2 separate regions of the Mus musculus genome follow, and region 2 is linked to region 1. Evidence: chromatin contacts called from ENCODE Hi-C or POLR2A ChIA-PET data. All regions are on one chromosome and are shown on one strand. Each heading gives the region's core, a stretch centred on a gene start or an enhancer-like site at or near the end of the contact. The rest is flanking DNA. Distances are from core to core; before and after follow the strand shown. Region 1 holds the start of D030074P21Rik (a long non-coding RNA gene). Region 2 holds the start of Fam221a (family with sequence similarity 221, member A).

Region 1 (5,123 bases), core at 1,292-3,791:
AGCGCGGCCGCCACCTTAGGCTGACGCTGAACAGGGTTCCCTTAGAGTCCCAAGTTCTTTAACAAAAATTATTTAAATAAAAGTATCAGTCCTCCCCCACACCCAGCCCTCCCCCTTCGAAAAACCACAGGAAGCGAGGGTTTCCCTTTAAGTACCGACTTTTCCCACTCGGCCACCCCCAGCCCCACAGCCTCCGCCCCGCGCCCCTCCCCCACGCGGCCAGCCCGCCCCCGGCCTCATTTATCCAGAGTCTTCTCGTAGCCGAGCAGCCAATGAACGGCGAGGCGGAGAGCCACCCGGAGCGCAGGCGGAGGAGGTGTCGCGTAGACACCCGCCCAGGACGTCGGCTCCCCTCCCCCACGCCGGCCCGGGCCGCCCCGCTTGCTCGGTCCCCGGGGCCCTCGAGGGGAGCGGCGCTCTGCCCCCGGGTTCTACTTTCCCCGGTCATCAGAGCCACCGACTGAGTTCGAGATTGTCATTCAGATTTCGTTGTTAAGTGACCCATTTTTTAAAAATCGAATGGTTACAAACTACGGTAACTGCAACCGCGGGACCCCCTAACCGCTTCCTCATCTTAAGGAAAAAGGATCGTTCGTCTGACCCTCCCGAGGCTCGGACCCTTTGGAAACTCGCCGTGCCCATCGCGCCTGGCGCCGGCTGCAGCGGCTGGACGCTCTCCACCCCCTCCCCGGCTCCGGCTCCGGCTCCAGCTCGGGGTCCCTCCTCGCCCAATCTCGCTTCCCCTCCCCCTCTCGCTTTTTTTTTTTTTTTTTTTTTTTCTCTTTCCTCCGAAACCCACTCTAATTGAGGCGCTGGGATTCCTCACGTGAGACGTTGATTTGTAGTTTGAACACGTGGCTCATTCAAAAAGCCGGACACTCGGAGCGGCTGCCCCCGCCCCGCTCCCCTCGCCGCTGCCAGTCACCCCTCGGGGTTTTTTTTTTTTACGGGGAGGCGGCGCCTGCCCCACGTAGTGTGATATTTTCACAGCCCGCTGGCCGCTGCCAAAGGGGTTGGGGAGGAAGAGACAAAAAGTAGTTTCCCCCCGCGCCTCCTCCTTTCTCTCGCTAATCCCGCCTCCTCCCCAGAGTTAGGAAGACTCGACGCTGGGCTCGTCGCTAGGCTTTTTCTTTCTCTCTTTTTTTTAATACCCAGAAGAGGAAAAAGGACCCTGGGATCTGGTTTTCGCCCGCCGCTCCCGTGCTTGGGTCACTGTGTGGGTTTGAAAGCCAAGAGGAGAGGAACAAAATCCACCGGCTCCATCCTCCGCCGTGGGTGCTTTTTTTAATTTAGCATTTTCCTCGGGTTTTAAAACGACCCCTTTTCACAATGAACAAATTGTACATCGGGAACCTCAGCGACCACGCCGGCCCCGCGGACCTGGAAAGTGTCTTCAAGGACGCTAAGATCCCGGTGGCGGGCCCCTTCCTGGTGAAGACGGGCTACGCGTTCGTGGACTGCCCGGACGAGGGCTGGGCCCTCAAGGCCATCGAGGCGCTTTCAGGTGGGGCCCGCGCGCGTGGTCGGGGCCTCCCCGTCTCCGCAGCTGCCATCCGGGACCCCGCTTGCGGGGCGGGTGGGGGTGGGGAGGGGGACGCGCTGTCAGTCGCGGGGCGCGGCGCGGCGCGTGCTGCAGGCCGGGCCAGGCGGGCCTTGGGGCCCAGCGTGGACGCCCGCCGGGCCCTCTGTCTGGTCGCTGTCCCCCAGCCGTAGAGAACAGAAAGTGGCCTGAGCCTACGCCCGGGGGGAGGCCGCGTCCAGGCGGTCCCGCTCCACGCCGCCGCGTCCACCTCGCGGGGTCGTTAGAGCGAAAGGGGCAGGTGGGCGGCGGCGGCCGGCTGTTGCCAGAACGGCAGCCCTGCCACGCGCGGCGCCGCAGTCCCGGCCCGTGCGCGCAGCCGCGGCCCGGGTGTCTGAGTGCGCTCTGCCTGGATGCCCGAGGGGAGAGCAGCTGTCCGTGCCTTTCGGTTTCCACCGTCCCCAGCTGGACTCGAGGCCGGCGCCTTGATGGGTCAGCGCGCGTGGACCAGCACCCCGGCCGCCCAATCTCCTCCTGGCACCCTGGCTCTTTAATCCCATCGCCCAGTGCTCCAGGCCAACCTGGATGTGGACCAGAAAGAAGGCCGCGCGCCCCCATGGCAGGCTGTTTGTTGGGGGTGTGTCTCTTGCAGACCTTGGGGTGCGGGGTGGCCCTTGGAGGGGGTCAGGAGGCGAAAATTGCAACCCAAGTGGTGAGCCTGACTCTTGCTCTCCCTCCCCAGCTTTCTGCAAGTTAAAAAGCCACACCCACCCGAAGGGTCAGCTCTGCACCCTCTCCTTGCCCTGCTCCTCCCTTGTCCTTGAGTCGGGTGGGAATCTTGGGGCCCTGCTGAGGTCACTGAAGCAGGGTGTGTTTTCTCTTAAAGACTGTAGATTTCAAGGTGGGGAAAGCTGCTGAATTTAGCCCGTCGTCTTGCCTCTTGTGTGTTCACAGGTAAAATGGAACTACATGGGAAACCGATGGAAGTTGAGCACTCGGTCCCTAAACGGCAGAGGTGAGCGGATTTACCCTTTTCTGGCCGCTTTTTAGGGAGGAAGCACAGAACACAGATGCAAACTCGGACCCTTTGGCTTACACGCTGGGGCCACGGTTCAGCTAGCTCTTTTTCTGCTTGCCTTTAAGTTTATGGCAGGTGTGTGTGCGCGCGCGTTGATAATTCTGGGACGTAAATGGGGGCTTGCCTGCGGCCCCTGCTTCTGGGTTATTGTTGCTGTTTTAAAAGCCTGTCAAGGAAGCTCTCACAGCTACATGTTCTTGGCAGAGCAGGTTTAGGTCTCAACTGGCAGCCCGAGTTTCAAAAGCCAATAGTCTTTGGGAACCTACGGGATTTAGAAGACAGGTCCAGGACAGATGTGGAGAAGCTGGTCCGCCGTGGTGGGCGCTTCTAATACAGGAGGAGGAACACAGTTGCTTTTGCCCTGGTTCACTGGCCAGCCAGCGGCCATTGGAACACAGTGAATGCTGGGGTCCTGGGGCCTTTCAAACACTCCAAAGTTGTTTTTTTTTTTTTGTTGTTGTTGTTTTTTTTTTTCCTAACAGTGCCTTTGTTCCAGCTCCTCCTGTCCCTTGGTGTATTTTGCTTACAAATAATCACCAAGAGACGGTGAAGGCTGGGGGAATCTGCAACTTCACTGAGATTTCTCTTCTATGAGAGCATCTGTAGCTGTCACTTTACAAAATATTTGCAGGCTATTTTAGCTACTGAAGCTTTTTGGAGAAGCGCCCCCCTTCCCCTCCCTCCCTGCCCTCCCCCCCCCCCCCCCCCCCCCCGACTCTGTAACTCTTAACTGGAAAGACTGAGGTTAGCCTGCTGGGTTTTGCAAGGTGGGGTTAGGGTTTCTGGCTGGCTTTTCAGTCTTCCCCCATTCCTAACCTGGAGCAAACAATAAGCCTGAAGTTAATTCAAACCAGGGCTGTGTGTATCTGGTTAAGTGTTTCTGAGAGTGTGCTCTGGGGGACAGAGGGATTTGCCCTGCAGAGACAGAGGGCAAGAATGCTGTGTGACTGTTTTGAATGAAGCTCTCTTCCACATGAATCACTTCACACTCCTCGTTTTAGAAATAAACTAGTGTGGATACTTGTAGGTTCCTTTTTAAGTCCTTGTTTAATTTCGCCTAAGATAATTGGAAAGATATTTGTGTAACCAGATTTAGGTCTATTTTGATAAGGGTCAAGTTATTTCATATAGTAGAATGTAGTCTTTTATTATTTTTGTTTACTCTTCTAAAGTAGATGTGGATAAAAAGTATCAAACTGATCTTGGTTTCATAGGAATTTAAACAATTGAGGCACAACTCATTTGCCCTTAAGAAGTTTAGAGACCTAGCCTGTGAATCAGCCATTTTGGAAAAACGAACCTTATTGCACACATGCTAGTTGGTTTCATGTTTATCCAGTGTGTCTTAGTGCTTGTCCCTCCGGCCCCCTTCCCGTCACTCCCCTCTCCCCCCCAATCTTTCAAGGGGTTGGTTTATGCAGGCGAGCACTCTACCACTTGAGGCACACCCTTAGCTCTTGGTTTTTAAATCCACTGTAGAATTAAAAGTAAGCAATACAACAAAACGAAGAGCTGGTGTTGTACCCTATTAGTAGAATGATTGCCTAGCATGCCAGAGGCCTTCCACTCCAGAATCCTTGGGCAGGGCAAATGATTATAATTAACAAAGGGACTGTTGTGAATTTAAAACATTAAATGTCTTTTTAAATTTAAAAACATTAAGTGAGTTTTTCAGCTCCAGCTAATGGGTTGACCTCAGTTTGCTGTATCCTCTGTTTTTTATTTTTGAAGTTAATGTCTTCCCATGTGTGGAGAATTAATTTAGGAACTTGGGTAACAACTGCTAGTCTTCCTCCTAAAGCTTTGCTTATGCTGGAAACAGTTACTTGTTACTGTTTGAATTGCAGGGTTCCTCTTTTGGAAGACTAGGAGATAGTAACAAGTGGGGGCAAATGTTTACTGGACGCTTGCTTCTTCAGTTTATTAATAACAACAGAAGCTTTTCCTGCCCTGGCCCCCCACCCCACTACCAGAATGCGTAGGGTTTTAAATGTGGTCTTACTAGCCAGTGACGTAGGCCTTACAGGTAGAGTGAAGTGAGCTGACGGAGTACCTTTCTGTTTTTCTGACTTGGGAGCAGTTGAGTGCTAGAAATCCTTTACTGAAGTGTTTTGCATAAAGACTTCTGTGTCTCTCTGGAAACTTTAGTGTTCATCTCCATTATAGTTTAGTTTTCACTGACCCTTGAAGCTGTGCAGTTCTTCTTATCTGGACCCTTCCATCATTTCACAGGCTCTGGAAGAGCCAGGAAGTGACCTGGCCCCTATGTGCGCACTCACCCACCTATGGCAAGGTGTGGATTATTTTGTTAGTGATTGATCATGTGGATTGCTTTGATAGTGACTTGATTGCACAGCACAGTCAGATCGATTGGTCGTCAGGGTAGCCTGCTGAACTTTGGGATGGAGTTTGTTATGCTTTGCAGTCATTTTCCACCACTATGTGGGCATCTGAGGCAGGCACGCCTACTTGCAGGGCAGTGACCTTTATACCTGTTTGCAAGGCATGTCGGGAGGAGCCGAGTGC
Region 2 (5,123 bases), core at 1,031-3,530, 150 kb before region 1:
GAACAGCAGCAGATACAGAAAGAGTGTAGGATAAATGCAAATCTTTTAAGTAAGAAAGTGTTGGTATCTAAATTCCAAACCAAAACAGCTCAAACTTTATTGTACGTCCACTGTGTCCAGGGCATTTGTTCACCTGCTGGACTGAGTTACTGAGCCTGGGTAAGTCTAACACCCTGATCTTCTAGTAAGCCCCCAGGTGCCCCATCTTTTGACACTGTGAGGAAAAAGACTAAACTCTCTCCCAGATGCCTCCCACCAAAGGCAAGTCAAAAATTAAAGAAAAATGGCAACGTGTTTTGTTTGGCCTTTCTTTTTGCAGAACCCAGGGCCTTGCACTTGCCAGGCGATGCTCTACCACTGAGCTACAGCCTCGCCTTTAGTTTTTCAGCAGGTTCTCACCAGGTGGTTTGGACTGATCTTGAACTCACTACCCTCCTAGACATCTCCTCAGGGCTGAGATTACAGGCCTGGCCCCTGACAATAGGAAAGTTGGTTTCTGATAGGGATCATTTTGGAATGCCTTCCCCAAATAACCCTTTGATATCTGGAAGGCCGAGTCTTCATGTTTCTCAGATCTTATTGATGCAATAATCTCTCCTAAAGGGAAATGTTCCATAATATTTACGATTGCAAAAAATAATTTTCCATGAGCCTGTCCCTACCATTTTCTGGACAAGAGACAAGTGAAAAGCCAGAAAGCAAAACTAAAGAAGCCAGCCGTGCTCTGTAAGAGGGTGAGCATGCGGTGAACCTACCATGAAGACTGGGTGCTACTGCCTAGTTTTATGTCAACTTGACCCAAGCTAGAGTCATACAGAAATAGAAAATCTCAAATGAGGGCTGGAGAGTTGGTTCAGTCATTAAGAGCACTGACTGGTCTTCTAGAGGTCCTGAGTTCAATTCCCAGCAACCACATGGTGGCTCACAACCATCTGTAATGGGATCTGATGCCCTCTGCTGGTGTGTCTGAAGACAGGTACAGTGTACTCATATACAAAAAATAAATAATTCCTTTTTAAAAAGAATTTTTAAAAAAATAAGAAAATTTCAACTGAGAAAAAATGACACACATACACACTAGACTGGCCTGTGGGCAAGCCTGTGGCAGGACCTCTGATTGATGTAGGAGGGCCCAGCTCACTATTACTATGCTATTAGCAAACAGGCCGAGCAAGCCATGAACAGCAAAGCAATGAGCAGCACCCTCCAGGGGCACTGCATTAGCCCCTGGCCTGGCCTCCCTGGATCATGGCCTACAAGCTATACACTGAAATAAACCCTTTCCTCCTAAGTTGCTTTTGATCAGTGTTTCAATAGAGCAATAGAAACCTAACTAAGACAGACTGATCAAGCTGTTCCATCTCACATTTCCTGTTCAGAATCTTCAGAAAGTTCTAAGCATTACCCAAAACTACACTATTGGGGCAATATGCTGGGAAACCCAACTGCCTGGACACCCCACGAATGACTTGGGGGAAGCTCTATACATCTGGCTTTTCCTTTGTGCACACACATTCTCCAAGTCGTCTGTAACCTCTATTCTCCCAGTTTCCCAGCTGTCAAGAAGAAACCCCTCCTAGGCTATGGGAATTGGGGGCAGATGTGTGTGGAGCCAAAGGAGCAAGCAGCTGTGTTCCCTGCTTCCAGAGAGGAGTCTCGGAAGCTAAGTCCAAAAACCATCTCCCTTGGTTTGGGAGAGCACTGAATTGATGTATAAACTGACATCTACTAACTTTTATAGACCCAATATGTAAATCAATTGTCACTAAGAGAAACAAAAAGGGATCCATTTTAAAAGTAGTTAATCATCCCTTTTGGCAAAGGAGACTCTCAAGTGGTCTCCGAAGAGATTCATTATAGAATAGAATTGTGTGTCTGCAAATTTAATTACAGAGGATGAAATGTGAAATTAATCCAGGCCTCCCGAACAGACTCCCAGAGCGCTAGTACGTTCGTCCGCTGGGTCCGGGTTCGTCCCACCGTGCTCGGACGGACAAGAGTCCGTGAACAGGAGCCCGCCCCGCGGAGCAGAGTTAAGGCCTCACCTCCGGTACTCCAAGTACTCGTCCACTGCCTCCGCACCACCAGGAGGCAACGTCAGCCGCTCCATGGCCGCGGGAAGCGAAAGGAGCCCTTGCCTCGAGCTCTTGAGTCCGCCCTGCAGCTGCCAGGCAGGATCCACCAGACCTGCGCGAGTAACAAACAGCCTTGCCGCCAGAAACTGCCCGGTCCCGCCCCCTTAGCCCCGCCCCGTCCTGGGCCCCGCCCCTCTGTTTCACCCGCTTAGTCCCGCCCTTGTCCCCCTCAGCTCCCGTCCTCTCCCCGCAGCTCCTCCCCAATCAATCTTCCCCCTCCTCTGGGCTCCGCCCCACTTAGCTCCGCCCTCATCCTTACCTCTCCCCAGCTCCCGCTCTACCCTAGCATCCGGCCTGTCCTAGCGCCCCTCTTCTTCCTTGTGCCACGCCCCTTGGCCAAGCCCCGCTTTGCCCCGCCCCTCTTGCTGCTCCAGGCCAAACGTCTCCACCAACCCTCGTGATTGCTTCCGTGGCCCACAGTCTACCTGGCGATCCTCTAAGGGTCCTTGAGCTTAATTTAGCTTGAGCTTCGCCACCCTACCGCTACCTGAGCCCTACAAATTGGCTTCTCCTGCATAGCCCAAGGCTGCAAAACAGATGCTGTTTGCCCACTTCAAACTTCGTGCTCTTCACTGCTTCATTCCCAGAGTCTCCTTAAGAATAAGTGCAGTGCCAGGATACAATGGGTTCTCAAAACAGGGTTTATATACCTCTTCCCATTTAATCAATCTCTCGAAATGTACGTAGTCTTGGAGAATTGGCCACTTGGAGCGGTAGCTAAGAGTGCTTGCTGTGCGATCATAAGTACCAGAGTTCAGATCCCAGCACCCACATAAAGAACCAGGCATCTCAGACTCTTAATACCCCAGTTTCAAGGTAGGTGGAGACAGAAAAATCAATGAGGTTTGCTGGCTTTCAGCCTAGACAAGAAAATCCCAACCCTGGGTTCAGGGAGAGACTACATGAAAGGATTAAATGGAGCATGATAGAGGAAGACACCCAACCCTTTCCTCTTGCCCACTGGCCTCAGAGCTTGTTTACACTGCTGCACGCACCCATTCACAATCACACACTTCGAATCAGTACATCTCTGAAGTGTGGGGGAGGGGTGTCAACGTCCATGTTTTCAGTATTACGGTTGAGGCTGAGAACTGAGCATAGAAGCTTAGTTGGACAGCATGAGTTTAGCATACTGAGACCCTGGGTTCAAGTCTCGATGCCACTGGAAAATAATAAAATATAAAACCAGCAATCCTGAGTACCAGTGCAAGTGACAAGGAAAAAAAAATGTTCTCCAAAGAAAATAACAGGTTAAGGAAGAACAAGCAGAAACAATTCAGCCAAGTTCTTGCCTTCCGGGTAGGAGCACAAAGCCTTTGAGCTGCTAGGTAAGCTCTGTACTGCCAAACTATACACCTGACTCCAAGATAAGTCTGTTTCAACATTTAAAAAGAATCTCCACGCATTTTATATAAAAATGGAATTATCATCCGTTAGTAATTTAGCTATAAGTTGTTCTGGCAAGCTGAAAAGGAGTAAGAAATTAACCGTTACTCAGGAGAAAAGAATTCTCAAACATTGTAGCTCTCTATGGACCAAATTTCTCATCCTTTAATCTTCTTGTTTAACAGATAATTGGATTTTTAGAGATTCAAGGTTCACAGCAACTCGAATGCAGCAGGTCAGCTGTGGCTGTTTTCCAACAGTGTGTTTCTACTTCAGGGCTCTGCCAACTGAGCCGTATCCCTGGCCTGGTCAGGGTGGGATGGTTTTGAGAGGTCTCACCCGCTATATGATCCTGGCTAATTTAGAACTCACCATGCGGTCAAGTCTGTTTTCACACTTGGGCTTCTCCTGCCTCTGCTTCCAAATGCCTGGATAAGTAAGGGATGTTCTTAGTGTTAAACTTCTTAAAGTTCTTATTGTTATTAGCCCGTCATTCAAAATCCTTTTTAAAAGTGTTTTAATTAGCATACAAAGTGTTGAATTTCCATAAGTCTTTCCATATGTGAGTAGTTTCTGCTAACTCACCCCTGCCCCTGCCCTCACCCCTTAGCTCCCAGTATTGCCCTCTTCTGTCAAATTGCATGTGCTCTACTCTTCCCTCCCCACACTGAGGCCTCTTTCCCTCCCCTCTTGTGGGACCTTTCTGGCTTACTGACCTCTATAGACACTCCATTTTAGGTACATAAGTACAAAGTTTGAAACTCAGATCCACGTTGAGAAAAAAGATGTGGCATTTGTCTTTCGGGGCCTGGGTTCCCTCACTTCGTACAATATTTTGCTGTTCATATTACCTGAAAGTTTTGTTTTTCTTTCCAGCTGAATAAAACCCCATTATGTATGCACACCACATTTCCATTATCCATGCAACAGTTGGTGTATTTTGACCCTAGTTCCTAGTTACTTTGAATAAAAACACAGTAAATAAATATGGTAAAAGTTTTGTTTTTCTTTCCAGCTGAATAAAATCCCATTGTGTATGCACACCACATTTCCATTATCCATGCAACAGTTGGTGTATTTTGACCCTAGTTCCTAGTTACTTTGAATAAAAACACAGTAAATAAATATGGGTGTGCACGTGTATCTATGGTAAGATATGGAATTCTTAGGATATATGGCCAGAAATGGTATAGCTGGGGCATATAGTAGTTCTAGTTTCAGCTTTTTGAGAAACTTCCACACTACCATTTGTCATATTGCACCAGGCTACACTCTCACCAACAGTGGAGAAAGGTTCCTCTCTCCCCATGTCCTTGCCAGTCCTTATGTTTGGTTTTCTTGATGAGTAGCCATGCTGGATGGGTGGAGTGAAATCTCTAAACTGGCTAAGAGGGTGGGGCATGCTGCACAGTGGTTATTAGCCATCTGGATTTCCTGAGAACTCTCTCCAGCCCTTTATGGATGTTTACTTTATTGAGTTCTTTGTATATTCTAGATACTAATCCTCTGGTGAATGTAAAGTTTGCTAAGATTTTTCTCCTAATCTATATGCATTCTCTTAAGTTGATTGACGATTTCCTCTGTTCCTGCTTTTAATTGTAT

Evidence for each region. A loop is a pair of places that touch in the nucleus more often than their neighbours do. ChIA-PET counts read pairs that join two places held with the same protein, here RNA polymerase II (POLR2A).
Region 2: POLR2A ChIA-PET joins it to region 1 with 11 read pairs in embryonic stem cell. The contact joins the promoter of Fam221a here to the promoter of D030074P21Rik in region 1. A Hi-C loop is called at or near these places in 1 of 37 maps with a recorded cell type or tissue (mouse embryonic stem cell). POLR2A ChIA-PET finds 5 or more read pairs at or near these places in 5 of 5 experiments (Patski and embryonic stem cell).

What each region holds. Positions count from the first base shown.
Region 1 is chr6:49,210,678-49,215,800 of GRCm38, reverse strand. It overlaps D030074P21Rik (a long non-coding RNA gene), which reads left to right and starts at 2,541. Exons shown (of 2, transcript XR_869057.2): 1 at 2,541-5,123. It overlaps Igf2bp3 (insulin-like growth factor 2 mRNA binding protein 3), which reads left to right and starts at 847. Exons shown (of 15, transcript NM_023670.3): 1 at 847-1,504; 2 at 2,474-2,534. The coding sequence starts at 1,330.
Region 2 is chr6:49,364,896-49,370,018 of GRCm38, reverse strand. Fam221a (family with sequence similarity 221, member A) reads right to left here and starts at 2,280. Exons shown (of 7, transcript NM_172727.3): 1 at 2,046-2,280. The coding sequence starts at 2,110.